3 separate regions of the Homo sapiens genome follow, and all the other regions are linked to region 3. A link is a contact called in ENCODE Hi-C or POLR2A ChIA-PET data. All regions are on one chromosome and are shown on one strand. The core of a region is the stretch at or near the end of the contact, and the rest is flanking DNA. Distances in the headings are between cores, read along the strand shown.

What was found. Hi-C counts contacts between places; a loop is a spot of excess contacts on that map. ChIA-PET counts read pairs that join two places held with the same protein, here RNA polymerase II (POLR2A). Pooled maps may share reads with other maps.
Region 1: a pooled map shows a loop between it and region 3 (8-fold over the local background). The contact joins two enhancer-like sites. A Hi-C loop is called at or near these places in 2 of 37 single-sample maps with no recorded cell type and 4 of 50 pooled maps.
Region 2: a loop to region 3 is called in a pooled map, with 4 times the contacts of the local background. The contact joins two enhancer-like sites. A Hi-C loop is called at or near these places in 2 of 37 single-sample maps with no recorded cell type and 4 of 50 pooled maps. POLR2A ChIA-PET finds 5 or more read pairs at or near these places in 1 of 52 experiments (GM12878).

The regions. Positions count from the first base shown.
Region 1 is chr6:87,903,908-87,906,607 of GRCh38, forward strand. The region is part of intron 2 of LOC101928911 (a long non-coding RNA gene); the gene reads left to right. Among named protein-coding and RNA genes, the nearest start is that of SPACA1, 140 kb to the right of the region's middle. RefSeq lists an enhancer at 1,297-1,546. Within about 2 kb of position 1,389, at least 2 of the 41 ENCODE cell types and tissues checked have a DNase peak (open chromatin) inside an H3K27ac peak, as active enhancers do.
Region 2 is chr6:87,795,353-87,798,052 of GRCh38, forward strand. All of the region lies in intron 2 of LOC101928911 (a long non-coding RNA gene), which reads left to right. Among named protein-coding and RNA genes, the nearest start is that of AKIRIN2, 94 kb to the left of the region's middle. RefSeq lists enhancers at 519-1,020, 1,021-1,520, 1,475-1,574. Within about 2 kb of position 1,300, at least 5 of the 41 ENCODE cell types and tissues checked have a DNase peak (open chromatin) inside an H3K27ac peak, as active enhancers do; they include GM12878, where a contact is called at or near this core.
Region 3 is chr6:88,492,984-88,495,777 of GRCh38, forward strand. No RefSeq gene overlaps it. Among named protein-coding and RNA genes, the nearest start is that of CNR1, 330 kb to the left of the region's middle. Within about 2 kb of position 1,513, at least 2 of the 41 ENCODE cell types and tissues checked have a DNase peak (open chromatin) inside an H3K27ac peak, as active enhancers do; they include GM12878, where a contact is called at or near this core.

The sequences.
Region 1 (2,700 bases), core at 139-2,638, 590 kb before region 3:
AAAATTATTCAAACAGTTCCTGTTCCCCAGTCCACCTGCCCCCTTGAAATACATCCTCGGTTCCCTGTTTCCCTAGACCTTTCCTGGGCCACACCAGCCCTGGTTGGTTGTCTTGCTCAGTGCAGTGACAGGGTGAATTATTTCTGCATTCTTGAATGTAGCAAAACTTATCTACTTGAACCTCAGGTCACCAAATATAAAGCAATTTTGAACTGAAGGGGTTGTGGATACTTTAAGTCTCTGTGGGAATACAGGAGCTCACAATTCTTATTCTCAGCTTCCTCAAACAAAGGCTCAAGGAACAGTCCTCATTACTTTTCAGAGGTTGGGGGAGGGTTAAGGTCAGGAAGAGGTTGCTGAGTTTACAGTCTCATCCTGTCTCCCTCCTCCTATTGACAAGTCATCAGGATGGTTTATAGATTACTGCCTTACTTTAAGGCCTGTTTGTTGATGTTTGCAGACATTTATCCAATCTCAAGAAACTCAAGGGACCTGATTTCAACTTCAAATTATATATTATCCATATTTGGGATGGAATGGGCAATTTTAATAGAGAAACCCTATCAATCAGGCCAGGGAATAAATAGGAGGGCTTTGATTTATATACTGTGTTGAAATCATCTATATTGATTTAAAATTTTTAAAGTTCCTATGAATGTAATATTTTAACCTGAATATGATTCTTAACAATCCCCTCTCCTCAAATTGTATTCTTCTATTTTTTTTAACCTTTGGTGAAATATTAACTTACTGTACCATGCATTGATAATGTCCCCAGAGGTTAGCCAGGAGAAATATCAGCGTGTCCTTGGAGAGCTTGTCTATCCTGATGAGAACAAAAATTCTAGGACAAAAAGGCTCAATTCCTGAAATAATTACAGTAACTTCAGAAAGGAAATTAAGTATCTATTGAAAGATACACTTAGTAGAATAGTGACTTTTCCTACACATTTAAAATTTAGATACTATATTCAGGAAAAGGGAATTTACCAGGGTTTTTGGATGCAAATGATGAGAAATTAGTTAGTATCTGCAAGCCTGTAAGTACAATATAGTTTTGTACTTATGTAATTAGAGCTGTTTGTGAATCACTCTAATGTCACGTCTGATAGCTATAGTCCTTCAAAGGGGTATTTACATTAAGCCTGATGATAGGTACAGGCATGGAGACAATGAAATTCATTTTATCTATTGTAACATGCAGCCAGTAAATTAGCTTCCCTTTAACTTATGCTACGAAATGATGCTATTTAGTTTATGTGCATTATTCTTGGACTTCTGCATTCCTGGGAAAAGGTTGTCAAAGGTTGTATTAGCTGTGCAGTGAGGCAGCACAGCATGTCCAGGCACATACTCAGGTTAAAACCCTGCTGTACACATCTGCTGTCATTACCCTTTGCATCTTTGCTGATAATTTTTAAGAACCAAAACTGTATGTTGCTATTTTTAGTCCACTTACTTTCTGTTGAGGGTGATGGTCATTATTCTGACATTTCGTGACATATATGTCCACCCCCTGCTCCCCTGCATCAAAATAGATATGTTTTCATACCTACCACACAATCCAGCTGGGCTCAATTTGCATTTAGTTCTCTGGGGAGAGTTAATAATTTTATTTTCAAAAGGTCACTTGCTGACACACAACCTATAAAATAGTTAGCTACCCAAGATTCTTTTCACTCATTCCTCAAATACTTGGTTTAGTTTGGTCTTTTTAATTCACTACTGAAAATCCATTGCCTCTAGGAATTTCAATATTGCATTACAGCATAACAAACTATCCAATATCACTAATGGCCTATTTAGGAATGAAATGCTTTTTTTTTTTCTGGTTTTAAGCAATTTCTAATTTTGAAGGGGATCAGGCACCATCTACAAGGATAGAGTTAATAGCTCCCTGAAGGGACACATCACTAGCCAGGTCATAAAAATCATGCATGCTTTGCTCTTTCAGCCATAAGGCAAGAGGAAAACAAATACGCCTATTTTCCCTCTGCATTACCTTTGTGGTCTGAGGATGTTTGAAAAATTACAGCCATTATATTATTATTATTATTGTTATTTTTTACAATGTTTCTGAAATATGCATTTTTATTCATGTTTATCTATTTATATCTGGTATTTATCTATTTATGTCCTTTCCTCAAGAATTTACTCTCTAAGATGTCTTCTTTCAAAATCATATCCAAAACAGAACGCAAGTGCTGGGATGAATATAATATATACCATTTGAGAATTTGCCAGGCGTAACTATTAACTGGAAGATTCAAGCAAAGAACTAGTTAGTAAGGGAAGAAATTACTCAACATATTTGTTTTGGCTGCTCACATCAATCAGATTTGTGAGATAATAGCTTTAATTCCTTGTGATGAAACACACCAATCCTTTTCTGTATTACAAATGTACCCCAGTTTGACTAAGACAAAAATCAATCTAAATGCAGTGCATTTGCTTTGTCATTGTAAATGGTGCTTGGGTAATGAGCCCCTCAGGGATGGACGGGAGAGAACAGAGCAGTAGAGGAGGAAACAGGAGTGGGTGGGCTAAGGGCAAGGTTTATGATCCAACCTAGAAATCAGGAGGGAAGACATTGGGAAAACATTTCAGTATTCGAAGAGAGGGCCAGACAGTGAGGTGAAGAAGACCCAACAGAACTGGACTTAAGGTGGGGAGGGGGAAAGATGTCATAAAGGTGTTTAG
Region 2 (2,700 bases), core at 50-2,549, 700 kb before region 3:
ATCATTAACCCCCATTCATTCACTCGTTAATGAAGAAATAAGAGCAGGAATTTGGCAGAGGGACAGTTCTAGACTCAAGTCCATCTCTCACTCTAACTGGCTCAGTGATCTTAAGCAGGCATCTAACTTTTTTGAGCCTCCGTTTCTTTACCATTTCTATAAAATGGTAATAATAACACCTTGGAGGCTGGTTTTACGAGTTAAATATGATCATATACATTAAGCATATGTATAGTAACTGGTACAGCTTAGAGATTAAGGCATGCTAATTCCCTTTCTTCTTCTCTACAAACATTTGGAGGAGCTACTGACTACAAGGCATTATGCCAGGCAGGGAGGAAACAAAGGTAAATCCATTGTACACGGATTATGTCCTCTGGGAGCCTGCAGCCCAGTAATGGAGGAGATAAAGTCAATGGTAAGTGCACAGATAGTTACAACACAAGACAGAGAGCGTGAGGTACCATGAGAGGTGGAACCAAGATTGCAACGGGAAGGCCATGTCTATGCCCTATGTGTCTGCTTGTGAACTGACCTTCTTCATGGTTGGCAGTGCCCCTTACTGGATTAAAGGATGTTCTATGTTGTTTGTTACAACATGTTGGTGTCTTTAATTTGGAAGTTAAAAGAAAAAATAACAGAAAGGAGTTTTTGCTTCTATGAGGAAGGGGTACTTTATCAAAATTACCCAACACCATCCCTGAACTACGGGTGAGGACAAACCTGGCTCCCCCAATCTTTGCTGGAGAGCCGAAGCCTCTTCGGGTCCCATTGGGTCCAAGTGCAGCAGAACCTGGCTCTTTGGATCAGCGACATTAATCTGCTTTGTTTTATCTGCGGTGTCACAAAGTTTAGTTGAATGATCTGATAGAAAGTACAAACCGGCCGGGTGCAGTGGCTCACACCTCTAATCCTAGCACTTTGGGAGGCCGAGGTGGGCGGATTGCCTGAGCTCAGGGTTTTGAGACCAGCCTGAGCAACATGGTGAAACCCCCTCTCTACTAAAAGACAAGAGAAACTAGCCGGGCATGGCGGCGTGTGCCTGTAGTCCCAGCTACTCAGGAGGCTGAGGCAGGAGAATTACTTGAAACCGGGAGGCGGAGGTTGCAGTGAGCCGAGATCGCACCACTGCACCACTCCAGCCTGGGCAACAGAGCGAGACTCCGTCTCTAAAAAAAAAAGAAAGTACAAACCACAGCCTGACTCTGAGAATAACTGGGAGGAATCCCCTGCTGTCACACACTGGGAATCAGAGCGGCACATCCTGCCCTTGCAGGGCCCTGAGGCTCTAAAAGCAACATGTTCCAATTGGAAGCATATATTCTGCAAGGGTTTGTCTCCAGGCAGCGCTACAGCCTCCTCTTCTGGCACCATAGAGACTGTTGCTTCTGTCAGGATTTCTGGCACCAGCAAAAGTGAAAGGGAACAGGACCAACTACGCTTCCCTGAGCAAGGTGGATCTTCTGGGCAGCACCTTGGTGAGAATACACACCACTGAGCAGCCTAGACTGGTGCTGATTAGGTGAAGGGTGGGCGGCCAGAAGGACAGATTTTCATGTGTGTGTGTGTGTGTGTGTGTGTGTGTGTGAGTGAGAAACATAACTCAATGCTTCATCTCCCCTGCCTACATTACATTCACACTTTGTGAATCTGACAGCCTGTGGGTTTGGGCTGTATTTGCAGCTTTATTAGGCATTGCAGCAACTGAACAGGCTTTTCTTCTTCTTCCTTTTTTTTTTTTTTCTTTGAAACTACAGTTTCCCCTAGCTTGTGTTAAAATTCTCAGACTTTTCTTTTTTTAACCCCCTCCCCTTTTTAAAAGTTGTGAAATATGGTAGAGTGACTGAAAAGATTAGAGAATAAATGTACAGCAGAATGAAGGGAACACCCTGATGACTATCATTCTGATCAAGAATAGAGCATCTCTAGCTCCCAGAACACATCCCTCCTCCATACACCCCTTCCCTGTCACACCCCCACTCTGCCCCGATTTTACTTTTTCTTCCATTTAAAGATGTGTATGTATGTATGTATTTATTTATATTTATTATTATTTTTTTAAAGTGGAGATTCGCTTTTTGCCCAGGCTGGAGTGCAATGGCATGATCTCGACTCACTGCAACCTCCACCTCCTGGGTCCAAATGATTCTTCTCCCTCAGCCTCCTGAGTAGCTGGGTTTACAGGCACGCACCACCATGTCCGGCTAATTTTGTATTTTTGGTAGAGATGGGGTTTCACCATGTTGGCCAGGCTGGTCTCGAAGTCCTGACCTCAGGTGATCCACCCCCCTCAGCCTCCCAAAGTGCTGGGATTACAGTCATGAGCCACTGTGCCCGGCCTTGAATTTTTTATACAGTTAAAATGCATGTCCATTTTTGGGAAAAAATACATAAAATACAGACTATTGATGAAAAATATATCACCCATGATTTTTCCTTGCCCAGGGTCATGTTAACATTTTGTGAAATATCCTACAACACATTTAAATATGTATTTATGCTTTCTATAATTAAAAATGGACCACATGAGAAATGTTTTCAATAATATTTGGTGAAAATATTTGCATCTCCATATAGCTCTGCTGCAAGGTATTTGGTAAGATCCAAATATCTGGGTGTGCTACTAGAAACCATTTTTATAAATAATGTTGAAATGAACAGGTTTGTGTATAGATCTTGAAGTACCCAGCTGATAACTTC
Region 3 (2,794 bases), core at 263-2,762:
CAAACCAACCAAGTATCACAGATATGCTGAGTCACTGCCATCCAGTGGCTGAACAGAATAACTGCTTTAACCATGAACGGGAGACTAAGCTGGGGGGCTGAAAAGGGTCTCAGGAATGAGTTTTATACAGTGGGCCTCAGTTGGTATTGGTCACATTAAAAGTGTGAAACTTATTTACAGATGGTATAATTGCTTAACTAAAAAACTAATAAACTTCATTAAAACTATTAGAATTAATAAGAGAATTTGGCAAAGAGGCTAAAGATAAGATAAATATACAAAACTGTGAAGCTTTTCCCTAGACTAGCAGTGACCGATTTGAAATGGAAACAGAAACAATAATTCCATCCTCATTAGTAATGAAAGCATGGAAGGGCTGGCCACCTCTCCTCCAGGAGGCTTACTGCACATTCAAGTAAAGTACTCAGGACTATGACACTGATCTGATAGCTTCCCAACCTTCCATCAGGCTCTCAGGACTAGTCCCAGCCTACTGTATATCAGTCCCCTTCAGAAACCCAAGGCTTCCCATTAGCAGTTATATGGATCTCTCAGCCCCCACACTATACTGAACAAGCCTAATCCCATCCAACACCCCTCCCTCCCCAATGTTTTCCCTGAGCTCTGTAAAACTCTTAGTCTGTGATCAGAAACCTAATTTCTGAATGGTTGTCCACCAAGCATGCCTCCCCTGCAGCCCTCTGACAAAGAGGCTATTTTTCACCCCACTTCATGTTCCTCAGGGCCAGGAAGGAGGCAAGCCTATTTCTTATTCACCATTGCCTTTTCCCACTCTGAGGCCACCACTACATAGCTTCTCTTTCTTCAAACCTCTTACTCCTTCCCCCCAAACTCTCATCTGAAGACCGCATCTTATACGTAATTGAGGGAATAAGAGTCATCACTAAAAAGTCCCCCTTCACAGTCTAAATAAAGAAACCAGTGGTTCTCAACCAAGGGAAATTGTTCTCCCCAGGGGACATCCAGCAATGTCTAGAGACATTTTTGATTGTCACAACTGGAGGAGGTGGCTACTACTGGGATATCTTAGCCAGGCATGCTGCTAAATATCCTACAACAGACAGCCCCCAACTACAAAGGACTATCTAGCCCAGAATGTCAATAGTGCCAAGGCTGAGAAGCCCTGGTATAGACGAAACTGCCCAGGCACCCCTTTTATCTCTTACTCCAATGAAGAAGTGTCCCTGCTCCCCTAAAAGCTGGTTATCTCTCATTCTCAAGGACCTTCCTCCTGATATCACCCCCTGCTTCTCTCTCTCTCCCTCTCTCTATATATATATGTATCTTCAGTTCTCCCTCTCTATTATGTATATTCAATTATTCAACAAAAATTACTATATGCCAAACACTCTTCTAAGTGCTGAGGACACAAAACAGATGAAAATTCTTGCCCCTGTGAAACTTATATTTTAAGAGAGGAAATGATCAACATTATAAGTAAGTAAACTATACAGTATTAGTGGGGAGTTAAAAAGAAAAAAACAGGAAAGAGGAACAGAAAGTATGTGGCAGAACAGGGGGTTAAATTTTAAATAGGTGGCTGGGGAAGGACATCCTGATATGCTGAAATTTGAGCTAAATCCAGAAGAAAATAAGGAAAATATTTACCCAAATATCTGGGGAAAGAGCATCCTAAGCAGTGGGAAAAATAAGTGCAAAGAGAGAGAGAGAGCCTGGCTTGGGGTTTGTCTGGTGGGTACAAGGAACAAAGAGAGGCTATGGCAGTTAAAGCAGATTGACCAAGGGGAGAGCTGTAGAAGATGAAGTCAGAGAGGTAGTGAGGGTGAAATGGGGTATAATTTTGGCTTGTACTCATCTAAGTGAGATAGAGAAACTTCAGAGGATTTGAACAAAGGATTTCATCATTTGACTTTCACTTCAACACAAGGGTCAACAAACTACAACCAGCAGGACACCGCTTGCTTTTTTTTGAGACGGAGTTTTGCTCTGTTGCCCAGGCTGGAGTGCAGTGGTGTGGTCTCAGCTCACTGTAACCTCTGCCTCCTGGGTTTAAGTTATTCTCCTGCCTCAGCCTGCTGAATAGCTGGGATTACAGGCACGTGCCACCACACTCAGCTAATTTTTGTATTTTTAGTAGAGAAGGAGTTTCACCATGTTGGCCAGGCTGCTCTCAACTTCTGACCTCAAGTAATCCACCTGCCTTGGCCTCCCAAAATGCTGGAATTACAGGCATGAGCCACCACGCCCAGCCCACCACTTGCTTTTATAAGTAAGGTTTTCTTGAAACACAGCCTCATTCATTTCTTTTGTCTCTGGTGGCTTTCAAGCTATAATGGTAGAAGTGAATAGGTGGGACAGAGACGACATGGTCCATAAAACCTGACATACTTACTATTTGGCCCTTTACAGAAAGAGTGGAGAAGAACTCTTTAATAAAGCCAGGAAGCTCAGAAACCATACATGAAAAGATATATTTGACAGCAAAAAAATTCAAATTCATTTAGGAAAAGTTATAAACAAAGTACAGAAACAAATAAGAGATTGGAAAAATATTCATTACAAATAAAACTTTAATATTGCTAATATATTCTCCCTCAGTATCTGTGGGGGATTAGTTCCAGGTTCCCAAGGATTGCTGAAGTCCCTTCTATAAAATAGCATAGTATTTGCATATAACCTACATACATCCTCTTGTATACTTTAAATCATCTGTTGATTACTTCTAATACCTAATATAATGTAAATGCTGTGTAAATAGTTGTTATACTCTATTGTTTTTTATTTAGATTTTTTTTATTCTTGTCTTGTCATT